2 separate regions of the Homo sapiens genome follow, and region 1 is linked to region 2. The links are chromatin contacts, found by Hi-C or POLR2A ChIA-PET in ENCODE. All regions are on one chromosome and are shown on one strand. The core of a region is the stretch at or near the end of the contact, and the rest is flanking DNA. Distances in the headings are between cores, read along the strand shown. Region 1 overlaps CMTM7 (CKLF like MARVEL transmembrane domain containing 7). Region 2 overlaps TGFBR2 (transforming growth factor beta receptor 2).

The links. Hi-C counts contacts between places; a loop is a spot of excess contacts on that map. ChIA-PET counts read pairs that join two places held with the same protein, here RNA polymerase II (POLR2A). Pooled maps may share reads with other maps.
Region 1: a map with no recorded cell type shows a loop between it and region 2 (5-fold over the local background). The contact joins two enhancer-like sites. A Hi-C loop is called at or near these places in 1 of 168 maps with a recorded cell type or tissue (CD4-positive, alpha-beta T cell), 8 of 37 single-sample maps with no recorded cell type and 8 of 50 pooled maps. POLR2A ChIA-PET finds 5 or more read pairs at or near these places in 1 of 52 experiments (activated B cell).

The regions. Positions count from the first base shown.
Region 1 is chr3:32,437,748-32,443,667 of GRCh38, forward strand. CMTM7 (CKLF like MARVEL transmembrane domain containing 7) reads left to right here. Exons shown (of 5, transcript NM_138410.4): 2 at 4,093-4,266. Among named protein-coding and RNA genes, the nearest start is that of CMTM7, 49 kb to the left of the region's middle. RefSeq lists a silencer at 5,810-5,920. Within about 2 kb of position 1,397, at least 8 of the 41 ENCODE cell types and tissues checked have a DNase peak (open chromatin) inside an H3K27ac peak, as active enhancers do.
Region 2 is chr3:30,645,206-30,651,591 of GRCh38, forward strand. It overlaps TGFBR2 (transforming growth factor beta receptor 2), which reads left to right. Exons shown (of 7, transcript NM_003242.6): 3 at 5,065-5,255. Among named protein-coding and RNA genes, the nearest start is that of TGFBR2, 42 kb to the left of the region's middle. Within about 2 kb of position 4,531, at least 5 of the 41 ENCODE cell types and tissues checked have a DNase peak (open chromatin) inside an H3K27ac peak, as active enhancers do.

The sequences.
Region 1 (5,920 bases), core at 147-2,646, 1.8 Mb after region 2:
GGGCATGGTGGCGCATACATGTAATCCCAGCTACTTGTGAGGCTGAGGTAGGAGAATCCCTTGAACCAGGGAGGTGGAGGTTGCAGTGAGCTGAGATGTTGCCACTGCACTCCTGCCTAGCGACAGAGTGAGACTCCATCTCAAAAAAATAAAATAAATAAAATAAACCCCTGGACATTTATGTTAGATATTTTATTTTTATGACAGTTCAATATAAAAGAACAAACCGTTACGAGAGGAGCTAGAAGGCACCTTAAGAGGCAAGTGAACCCTTTGGACAGCATCACTTTGAAGTTACTCTACACAGAAACATCTGTCTTCCAGGAGCCTCCCAGCTGCTTCACTCCGTCCTGAAGTCAGAACCCCTACCTCCAGTCCTCTCTGAATTCAGGCGTGTTTGTGCATTTGCTTTTCTAACTGGGAACACGAAGACACCTGAGAGGGTTGGAGCTGGCGGGAGGAGGGCAGGGATAAACACCCCAGCGCCTTTTCCCCACTATTGTCTTGTTCTTTCTTCCACTTCACCTTTGCTTTCTTTTTTAACTTGTATATTAAGTTCAGGGGTACTTGTGTAGGTTTCTTATATGGTAAACTTGTGTCATGGGAGGGGGTTGTTGTACAGATTATTTTGTCACCCAGGAATTAAGCTTCTAAATAATTCAGGGGGCCCCAGCATTTGCAGAAGTTACCTACTGGCTTTAGAAGAATTTCTGAAAAGTTTGATGTCAGTCAAATCTTTTTTTTTTTTTTAACTTAATATGCTGGCTAAGATGCTGGCTATTTAAAGTTGGAATGAATGAATCCCTGGGCAAAAAGGAAGCTTTTAGGAGCACGCATAAGCACACACCATACTCTGGCTAAATTAGATTTTCTAAAATTGGGCTTTCCTAAAGAAAGTCATATGGTAGATGGCCATAGGCCCAGTGAACCGAATTCAGAAAGTGTTATTTCATGAGCAAGTTTCCCAGAAAGGTTCGAGATGTTTCTGATAGAGCAGGAATGTACTTCCTACTACACAGTACTCAGCCCTGGAGGCTCAGAGCAGGAAGACCTGACCTGCACAGGCCCCTTTTGTTGGCTGGGAAACTTCCACATCCCTGTGTCACCATGAAAAAGAGCTAACTTTGTCTTCAACGACGAGTTGGAAAATTATTTTAATCTCTGCATTAAACTAGATGCAAAATTGCCTCTCTACCTAGGAATCACGCTGCATAATCCCACATTATCTGCATTTTCAGTCATGCCTTGAATAATGATACTTGAGTTCTTGAGGAGGTCATTGTGGGGCTGGGAAGACCCCTAGACTTCCCCATGTAGATGTGGCCTGGAAGTAAGACTAACGTAGCAGCAAAGCCCTGGCGATCATGCACACTCCTGAGTAAGGCAGAGGTGTGAATCATTATATCACCATGGCTGGCTAGCTTCAGAGGAACCGAAAAAATGAAAACACTTGCGTTGCTCATTAGCAAAGGGAAATACACAAATGTTGAGGGACTCTTTGTGTCACAGCCACACTCTTCTGTTTCGATCTGGTAAGCAGAGCACTCTCCATACCTGCTTCAAGCTTCCAGCTGAGAGTTCTCTTTTAGCTGTTGTACCTATTGCTGAGGATCTTGATAGTGGGCTAGCAACAAGGGGCTTTAGAAAATAAGAGCATTTCAGCATCAACTGTTTTAACTGGAGTAAGATCCATTTTGTGATTTGATTTGATTTTTATTTTTTTAGAGACAGACTTTCACTCTGTCTTGCAGGCTGGAGTGCAGTGACGTGATAATAGCTCACTGCAACCTCAACCTCCTAGGCTCAATTGATCCTCCCACCTCAGCCTCCCAAGTTGCTGAGACCACAGGTGCATGCCACCACGCCCAGCTAGTTTTTGTATTTTTTGTAGAGACAGGGTCTTGCTTGTTGCCCAGGCTGGTCTCAAACTCCTGGCTTCAGGTGATCCACCCGCCTTGGCCTCCCAAAGTGCTGGGATTGCAGGCGTGAGCCTGGGATGCCAGGCATGCACCAGGCCCCATTTTGTGATTTAATTCTCATTGTAGACTGACATTTTCTATAGCAGAATTTTTCAACAGTAGTACTGTAGTTGAGGGGCCACATTTGGGGCTGGAGATGGGTAACTCTTTACTATGGGAGCTCTCCTATTTATTGCAGGGTGCTTAGCAGCACCCTGGGCCTCTACCCACTAAATGCCAGTAGCAACCCCCATCCCCGCAAATTGTGTAAACCAAAAATATATACACACATTGCCAAATGTCCCATAGGACACAAAATCATATACCCATACGCTAACACACCCATACACTAACACCACACGCATACACACACACACACACACACACACACACACACACACTTTAAGACTCGCTGCTCTGGCCAGGCGTGGTGGCTCACACCTGTAATCACAGCACTTTGGGGAGCTGGGGCAGGCAGATTACTTGAGTTCAGGAGTTTAAGACCAGTCTGGCCAACATGGTGGAACCCCCTCTCTACTAAAAATGCAAAAATTAGCTGGGCATGGTGGTGCATACCTGTAGTCCCAGCTACTCTGGAGGCTGAGGCAAGAGAATCGCTTGAATCTCGTAGGCAGAGTTGCAGTGAGCCAAGATCATGCTACTGCACTCCAGCCTGGGCAACAGAGTGAGACTCCATCTCAAAAAAAAAAGAATCACTCCTCCATAGGAGAGAGGCAGTGTATAAAATAATCTTTTTTCTAAATTGGTTGTGCATTTTAAATAGATTCCTGGCTGGAAACAATGGCTTACGTCCATAATCCCAGCACTTTGGGAGGCCAAGGCAGGGGGATTGCTTGAGCTCAGGAGTTTGAAACCAGCCTGGGCCACATGGCAAAACCCCGTCTCTACTACAAATATGAAAATTAGCCAGGCATGATGGCACACGCCTGTAATCCTAGCTACTTGAGAAGCTAAGGTGGGAGGATGACTTGAGCCCAGGAAGCAGAGGTTGCAGTGAGCTGAGATTGGTTCACTGCACTCCTGCCTGGGGAACAGAGCCAGACTCTATCTCAGAAAAACAAAAACTAAATAACTAAATAAATAAGTAGATTCTAAGATTTTACACACATTGAATCCCGTGTGTTACTGGTTTGTTCCCTACATGGAGTAGACAGGTTTTCTCTTTGGCCTTCACGGAAGCTCAGACTGTTACTCATTCTACTTTCTTGTACTCATGCATTGCTAATAGTTTTCATCTGGTTATTAATTCAGTAGCAGGCCGTTAAGCATGTTCACTCGTGCTGAGATATTTCTTAGTGAGCTCTCACCACATGCCCTGATGGTGAGCAGCCTCACCTCTTAAACAGGATTCCTGCATGGTTGAGAACCCGTCCACCTTTCTCGGCTTGTTATGATCAGAGCTTACACTTTTGGGAGGTAGAACTGCATCTGACATGGAGGAACATGGTCCTTAGAGTCAGACAGACCTGGATTCAAATCCCACTTCTGCTTACAAGCCAGATAGCCTTGGACTGATGATTGAACCTGCATGCCTCCGTTTCCCCTTATGAACATGGGGATGATTTTGTCTACCTGGCAGGGTTCTGCATGGCCTTAGCGAGATCACGTATGTCAGACATCAGTAAATGGTAACTTGTTATCTGTCAGTTGATAGCTGTAAGGTATGAATTACCATCTTTGTAGGTCAAAAACCATCAAATATTGGCAACTTCGTACAATTGGGCCTAATATGTAAACCCCAGGTCACCATCACGCTGTCCTCTTTGCTCTATGGATATCCAGCAGATGAAAGGGATGGTTCTGCTTTGTTATTTTCTTGTTTTCCTGCTTCTTCTGAGGGGGCTTCCCGCTGGCACAATCTAACAAACTTCAGAGAGGACGAAGTCAGTCTCTGCTGTCATCAGTGTTCACAGACAGTAGTTTCAAAGTGTGTACCACATGAAGTTGCAGTCTTCCAACCTTCCAGCCAGTGTGTATGGAAATAACCTGAATTGTATTAATAGCAGTTCTTCAATGTGGGCCTGCTGGGGGATGCTTGGTTGTTTTCCGTTGTTTGTTCCCTGGGTGCCCGTCTTGGGCAAGCATTTCTCTGATGTCTCTATTTATGTGGCAGGTCACCCTGCTGATTGCCTTCATCTGTGTGCGGAGCTCCCTGTGGACCAACTACAGCGCCTACAGCTACTTTGAAGTGGTCACCATTTGCGACTTGATAATGATCCTCGCCTTTTACCTGGTCCACCTCTTCCGCTTCTACCGCGTGCTCACCTGTATCAGCTGGCCCCTGTCGGTAAGAGAGTGGTCTGGCCCTGTCCTCCGCATGCACAAGTCAGGATGTTAGCTAGAGTACTGAGACCTGACAGAGTTTTTCCCGTCTGCCCATCTCACCTCTTTAACCATTCTTTGCTGCCTCTGCCCTGAATTTCCTATTGTTTGGTGGACATCTCTGCTTGATGTCCTGCTGGTTTTTAAAACTCACTTTCCAGCTACAAGAAGGCTGTGGCTGGCCGGGCGCGGTGGCTCACGCTGGTAATCCCAGCACTTTGGGAGGCTGAGGCGGGCGGATCACGAGGTCAGGAGTTCGAGACCACGGTGAAACCCCGTCTCTACTAAAAAATACAAAAAATCAGCCGGGCGTGGTGGCGGGTGCCTGTAGTCCCAGCTACTCAGAGAGGCTGAGGCAGGAGAATGGCGTGAACCCGGGAGGCGGAGCTTGCAGTGAGCCGAGATCGAGCCACTGCACTCCAGCCTGGGTGACAGAGCGAGACTCCTCTCAAAAAAAAAAAAAAAAAAAAAAAAAAAAAGAAGAAGGCTGTGGCTATTGCCCCATGCTTACTTTCTCAAGCAACAGAGAATGGCTGTGTGTGTATGAGTTGGGAAAAGGAACACGGAAGGAAATTGTAGGTGAAGATGATGGGTATTGATGCTGTTGTGAGGATTGAATGATAGGATTTTCTGGCTAAAAGAGACTAGTGGGGGCTGAGGAGACAGTCAGAAGTTGCCAGACTTTTTCTTCCCACTGTATTATTTTTTAAAGCTTCATTGAGATGCAGTTCATATGCCGTATTGTTCACCCATTTCAAGGGTACAATTCAATGGAGTTTAGTATATTTCCAGAGTTGTCCAACCATTACTACAGTCAACTTGAGAACATTTTCATCATTTCAGAAAGAAATTCCATACCTTTTAGCTGTCACCTCCCTACCACTCATCCCTCCAGTCCTAAGCAATCACTAATCTTCTGTCTCTAAAATTTTTCTACTCTGAACGTCTCATGTAAATGGAATTGTATATGTGGTCTTTTGTAACTGGCATCTTTCACTTAGCTGAATGTTTTCATGGTTCATCCATGTTGTAGCAGGTATCAGTATTTCATTCCTTTTTTTCTTTTTAGAGACAGGGTCTCACTCTGTCACCCAGGCTAGAGTGCAGTGACGTGATCGCGACTCACTGCAGCCTCAACCTCCCAGGCTCAGGTGATCTTCCCACCTCAGCCTCCCGAGTAGCTGAGACTACAGGTGCATGCCACCACACCTGGATAATTTTTGTGTTTTTTTTTTTACAGAGATGAGGTTTCATTGTGTTGCCCAGGCTGGTTTCAAACTCCTGGCCTTAAGCAATCCTCCCACTTTGGCCTCCCAAAGTGCTGGGATTACAGACATGAGCCACCATGCCAGCCTTTTTATAACCAAATTTTATTCCATTGTGTGGATAGACCAGACTGCATTTTGTTTTTCATTCATCTTCAGTGGACCTTTGGGTTGTTTTTACCTTTTGGCTATTATGAATAATGCTGCTATGAGCATTCATATACAAGTTTTTTGTGTGGACATATTTTCATTTTTCTCTGGTATGTATCTAGGAGGGGAATTACTGAGTCATATGGTCACTTTGTGTTTAATTGTTTGAGGAACCGCCAGACTGTATGCCAAAGTGGCTCACTG
Region 2 (6,386 bases), core at 3,281-5,780:
TGTATCAAGAAGAGGGATTTGCCGCTTAGTAGTCATTTAACCGACACCTCCTCAGCACCCCATAGTGAGACCAGGAGCTTTGTTCTCTTGAGGCAATCTCAGGTCTGGAAGAAGAGGTGATGAAAGGTTGGCTGTTGGAAGAGAAAACTACCAGCCAAAAATGGGGAATCTACTTGGAGAACCACAAAAACAACCTGTTTTTTTAGTCAGAAATTCTGGTTATATTATTCATATAACCATTGGGATAGATATGACTTCTTTCTCTCAGCTCAGAACTACATATTTCTTTTTTTTTTTTGAGATGGAGTCTTGCTCTGTCATTCAGGCTAGAGTGCCATGGCACAATCTTGGCTCACCGCAACCTCCACCTCCCAGGTTCAAGCGTTTCTCTTGTCTCAGCCTTTCGAGTAGCTGGGATTACAGGTGCCCACTACCACACCTGGCTAAGTTTTGTATTTTTAGTAGAGACGGGGTTTCACCATGTTGGCCAGGCTGGTCTCGAACTCCCGACCTCAGGTGATCCACTCGCCTCTGCCTCCCAAAGTGCTGGAATTACAGGCATGAGCCACCATGCCCGACCAGAACTATATATTTTTATCGGATCACATTTTCTCCTCTCTCTCTCTCTCTCTCTCTCATTCCCTCCAACTCATACATACATCTCAAATAATAATTATACATACACAGTGGATACTCATGAATCATTTGATTAATTCATGGTTATAGATTGTGAGCATGAACAAGAAATAACCTTGATCTTTAGAAGAGTTGTAATTTTACAAAAGTACATAAATTCATTAATGAGATATGACATTTTGCAGACTTATTCTGATGTTTTTAATTTATTGGCCATTTTAAAAAAAGTAACTTATGTGTCTCCTGGCTAGTTGACAAACAAGAATATAAACCCAAATATCTCTCCCCCTTTTTTGGGAATGAGTCATTTGAGACCCCTAGACCATGTAAAGCTAGCCTTGATGATAGATCTGGAAACCTTGCAAACTTCTGTACATACCACGGGATGAACTGGTTTCTTAAGAACTGAAGGAATGTTAACAGCAAAGACTTGTCATGACATACTTGCCAATATGATATGATACCTGTCCATGTCCACTTCTAGGTAACGCTTTCAAAGAAAGGATTTGGACAAAGAATGTGTTCAGAGGAGAGGGACCAGTGTGGTTAGAGGCCTAGAAATCATGCTGTCTGAGGAATGGCCTGGGCAATTAGACATGGTTAGTACAGTGAAGAGAGATCGTGGGTTCTGCTGATGAAATTGAAAGGCTCTCAGGTAGAAAATATAATAAACATATTCTGCATAACTCTGAAGGGTAGAGGGAGGATCCATAACATTTGCAAGGCAGGCAGACTTGTGCTCAGCATAAGTTTAGACATTTTCACAATCATGGTTTCCCAACAGCAGAACAGGCTTCCTTTTCTGTAAGCACCAAGTGAAGTTCAGGAGAGGCTGGATGACCATATGTCAAATAGAATGCAGGAAAGATTGAGACACCAGACTAGATGGCCTCAAAGCTTCCTTCCGTGGTTTCTTAAATATCTACGGTGGTGTGAGCACTTGCTTTTGCAACCCAAAAAGGCTCTTTTAATTAAGATTTTTGTTTTCCTGACCAGTAATACAAGCCCAAATCATTAAATGTGAATCAAGTCTCTCTAGAATAGAGGCTTTGCTAGCCTCAAAAAAATGTGAGCATGTCGAAGAGAGGAGGCCTCCCTGTCTTTTCTGTGTCCCAGCTATAAAGGGTAAATACAATGAACATTATTTTGACCTGTGCTGGCCAAAGAAAATTCTCCCGTGAAGCCAGGGGTGTTGATAATGAGAAGGGGAAGTATAGGGTACGCTATAGTGCCCTCCTTGATCCTCCTTCATGACCAAGGCACTCATTCCCTGGGAGTGTTGGCTGTTGAAGGATCACTGCTGAGCCTTCCCTCCAGTGATGGGAGCTGCCTCATTCACGTTGGACACTTTTCATGGGTAGCCATCATCCCATGGCTAGTTGATGCAGAGAAACAAATTCCTGGTTATTTTGCCATAATGTGGTACATCTTTGAAGGACATCCCATTTTCAGAGTTTCCAAGGCATTCACTGAGGCCTTTGCTGCAACCTGCATTATAGTTTAGCTTTTTCCTTCTGTGCAATACTGTTGCCTTTAGTCGCTTACAGATGCATCTCCAAAAACCTCCTGCACAGAACTCTCACAGCCTCAAGGTCTGTTTCCAGGAAACCTAAACTAAGACAGGAGGCTATTGTAAAAATAGCCAGTGTGGAAACTGAAAGGCTCTACTATGATTGTAGATTTCAGTGTTGTTGTTTTTTTAATCAGTTTTAGTGTTTTTTCATTCATTCATTCATTCATTCATTCATTTAACTAATGTCAGTTGTGTGCCCATTCCATATAAAATGCTTAAGCTGCCTCCAAGGATAGAAATATTTTATAACCAAAATTATTATTATTATTATTTTTAAATTGAGAGGGAGTCTCCCACTGTTGCCCAGGCTGGAGTGCAATGGCGTGATCTGGGCTCACTGCAACCTCTGCCTCCCGGGTTCGTGCGATTCTCCTGCTTCAGCTTCCTGAGTAGCTGTGATTACAGGTGCACACCACCATCACGTGGCTAATTTTTTGTATTTTTAGTAGAGATGGGGTTTCACTGTGTTGGCCAGGCTGGTCTCGAACTCCTGACCTTGTGATCCGCCTGCCTCGGCCTCTGAAAGTGCTTAGATTACAGGCATGAGCCACCGTGCCCAGCCTCCAAAATTAATTTTATCATGTTGGTTCTTCTTTCAGTGGAAATTGACAACCTCTTCAGTGGCTCAGAGCAAATGTTGCAGGACAAAAAAAGAAGTCCGTATTTACTTCTTTGTATTTACCTTTCCTATGCTCAGCTATATCCAAAAAGAGTTTGAAAAGTTAGCTGTGCCTGGCTGTTACAGGAGTGAGTGGAGAAAGCAGTTAAGGGCTTTACCAGGTCTCAAGTATTACAGTTGTTTTCTCTCTGTGATGTTAGTTCTCTCAGTAGCTAAGAGGTAGAAAACCGGAGGCTCTGGAAGAGCTGCCCAATAATTATAGAGCAGCTTTCTTTCATGGCTCACAGTTCCTTCTTAGGCCTCTATAAGCGTCACAAGGAAAAGAGACCATGCCTTTCTGTGGGCACAGCATACCTTCGTTTTATTACCCAAACCAAAAACAACCTACACACACACACACACACACACACACACACACACACACACACAAAACTGTGGGGGCAGGGAGGAAGGTGTTCTTGTTCCATGACTACAGCTGATTTGAAGACTGCCAAGTAGCTTTGGGGTTAAAGATGGGTAGATTTCCAAATTATACATCATTTGTTGTATGATCATGCCAACTTTCATTTAGTTTCATTTGGTGTCCTGATAGCCACCCTCAACCAATTATTCTGCTTGTCACTCTTCCTGTCACAGCAGGGACCAACTTAGCAAAGCCTTGCTCCTCTTGTGTCTTTCGGAATTCTAGTTTAAGAACCCTTGAGCCCCTTCACAAGCAGACACATGTACCTCCACTGGAGTCAACTCTGGGCTGCATGGATGTTGACACTGGCACCATTCCTGCCTGGATTGTCCTAACCCATACCCTTGCCCTTATCCCTTTGTCAACATATTGTCCTTTAATGTCCTTGACTTAAGCACTAAAAAAGTGGTATTGGTCAAAGTTGCTCTTTCTCTCATGGGGATGGCCCCGCATCTTTTATAGGTGCAAGCTGTGTCTTAGCTGCTTCTTGCTTCTAGCCTGCCTTCCGTTTTCCTTGCTGTGAGCAGTGAGCCTTTGTGCATGGGGCAGGGAGGATTAGGGGAAAATTGGTGAGTGAGTACATGCATGCATTGGCTCATGTGTGCACTCAGAATCTTCATAGAAGATTACTCTAGCAAAACTGACTGGACCAGATTAGCCCTTCCTTCCGCTCCCTCTCTAGACAGAGAGAATGCGATTCAAGACAACAGGTATTTTGCATCTAAAAAGGACAGAGGTGAAAGGGTGGATGTCAGACTAGCCTTGTTGGACAGTCATCCAAGATAGTATGTTCATGAGGGAGCAGAGGGAGGTAGATAGAGAGGTGATACCCTTTTCCAAGAGAGCCAAAATGTTCTTTTGTTCAATTATAATAGTGGGCATTAATCATGTTGTTTAAAAATCTAATGTACACTGACGGCCAATTGAGCATTTCCTAGGGCCCAAGGAAAATGCTATGTGAGAAATTCTCTGAGCCCTGGGCTAAATTAGTCTTCAAATATGTGCTATGAAGTGATACTGTCAAAGTAGTTAGTTTATGACAGCATAAAATATTTCATTGAACTGTAAATGAAGAACACCCTGACATCCCTTTCCATTTCTTTTATTTATTTGTTTTTTTTGTTTGTTTGTTTTTTCTGAATTGCTCCTTTCTGTAATTTGGGAAAGACTGCAGTTCTTTATCTGCGATGTTTCTTCCCGTTTTTCTCAGCAGAACCAGCTGTTGACAAGGAGTATACCCTTTACACGCAATGCTCTGGGGCCCAGCAAACAAAAAAAAGAGGAACTGTGACTATTTCCCCAGGCATGCTCTTTGAAAACAGTATAGCTAGACAGGACAGATTTTGCCACTTAAACTAGGGGTGTGATGTGAGGTTTGCATTACATTCAGGATGGAAGATTTAAAATTATCCTGAGTACCTAGGAATGTTCTTTTTTTCCATGTCTTCCCCTTTAATGATTTAATTAAGACTTAAATATGTAAAGTTCTCCACCAGGACTGCCCCGTGGAACGCTGTCTGCTCCAGGTGATGTTTATAATCACAAATGGGTTCCAAGAATAAACAAAGGAAAAACAGAAAAGAGTAGAAAAGCATAGGAGACTATAGGACAGCCTGCGAATGCTGGAGAACAGGAACCAGCTGCCGTTGTTAGGAACAACTTCATGAAGGAAAAGTATTCCAGATTGCCTTTCTGTCTGGAGGCCATATTATTCATTTATTCTCTTTCTCTCTCTCCCTCTCCCCTCGCTTCCAATGAATCTCTTCACTCTAGGAGAAAGAATGACGAGAACATAACACTAGAGACAGTTTGCCATGACCCCAAGCTCCCCTACCATGACTTTATTCTGGAAGATGCTGCTTCTCCAAAGTGCATTATGAAGGAAAAAAAAAAGCCTGGTGAGACTTTCTTCATGTGTTCCTGTAGCTCTGATGAGTGCAATGACAACATCATCTTCTCAGAAGGTGAGTTTTCTTCTCTTAAGGGTGTGGGACCTGAGATCTGTGCCAATTTTTTGTATCCTTGGTCTGCAGTGTCATAGAGCACATTCCTCCTGTGGTGGATTGCATACAGTGGATTAGGAGCTCATTCAGCTGGTGGAAAGAGGGGCTTGGGGAGTAGCAGGGTTTGTTCTGGTTCTCATCAAATATGGTTGACTGGGGCAAACATTATTATTTGTCTTTGACAAATAGTTTCTTTCACCTAGAGCAGTGTTTCTCAAAGTGCGGCCTCTTGAGCAGCCAGCATCAGTATCACCTGGGAACCTGTTATAAATGCAGATTCTCAGGCCCCACTAAATGAGAAACATAGAGGGTGAACCCCAGCTATCTGTATTTTAACAAGCCCTCCCAGTAATTCTGTGCAGCTAAAATTTGGTAACTATTGTTCTAAAGATTTGGATGGGGTTGTTTAATCTTGGAGGAGGACTTTCTTTATAACTGATGTTGTTTCTTGTACATAGTCCCAGGATTTGTCTTTAGGGTACTTGTCATCGATCCCATTTGAGAGAAACATTGCAATACAGAGAGGAAATAATAAGCCAAAGTTTACCCCTAGAGCCAGGAGAAGAGTAGATTAGATACTAGCCTCCATCTTTGAAGTTCAGCGTTTACTCAGCTTGAAAGGAAGGCATACACTATTCCCTCAATTTTTAATAAGAAGAGAATTCAGTGGTTTTTAATTACAAAAGTAGTATATGCTCGTCATCAAAAATTTCAAACAATCCAACAGTGTGTGAAAATTAAAAATGAAAGTACATTTTCGTCCTCCCCTCACTCCCAATGCAACAGATCATCTGTATTGACAATGTATTAGATGCACACACGTCTCTATCATTCATTCATATTATCTCCCACTCCATCCTCTCTCCCAATCTCTCCCTGTCTTCCTTTCTCTTTCCCTCCTTTCATCCATCTGTCCATCCTTCCATCCACTCATCCATCTTTCAGTACAACTATCTGATCATACTATAAATATTATTTTGCAACACTTTTTTATACCCAACCACTTTTACAATTCCTTCTAAACAAGATAGAACACATAGATATACTGTACATCTTTTAATTTAGTCTCGAATTTCATATTATCTCCCACGA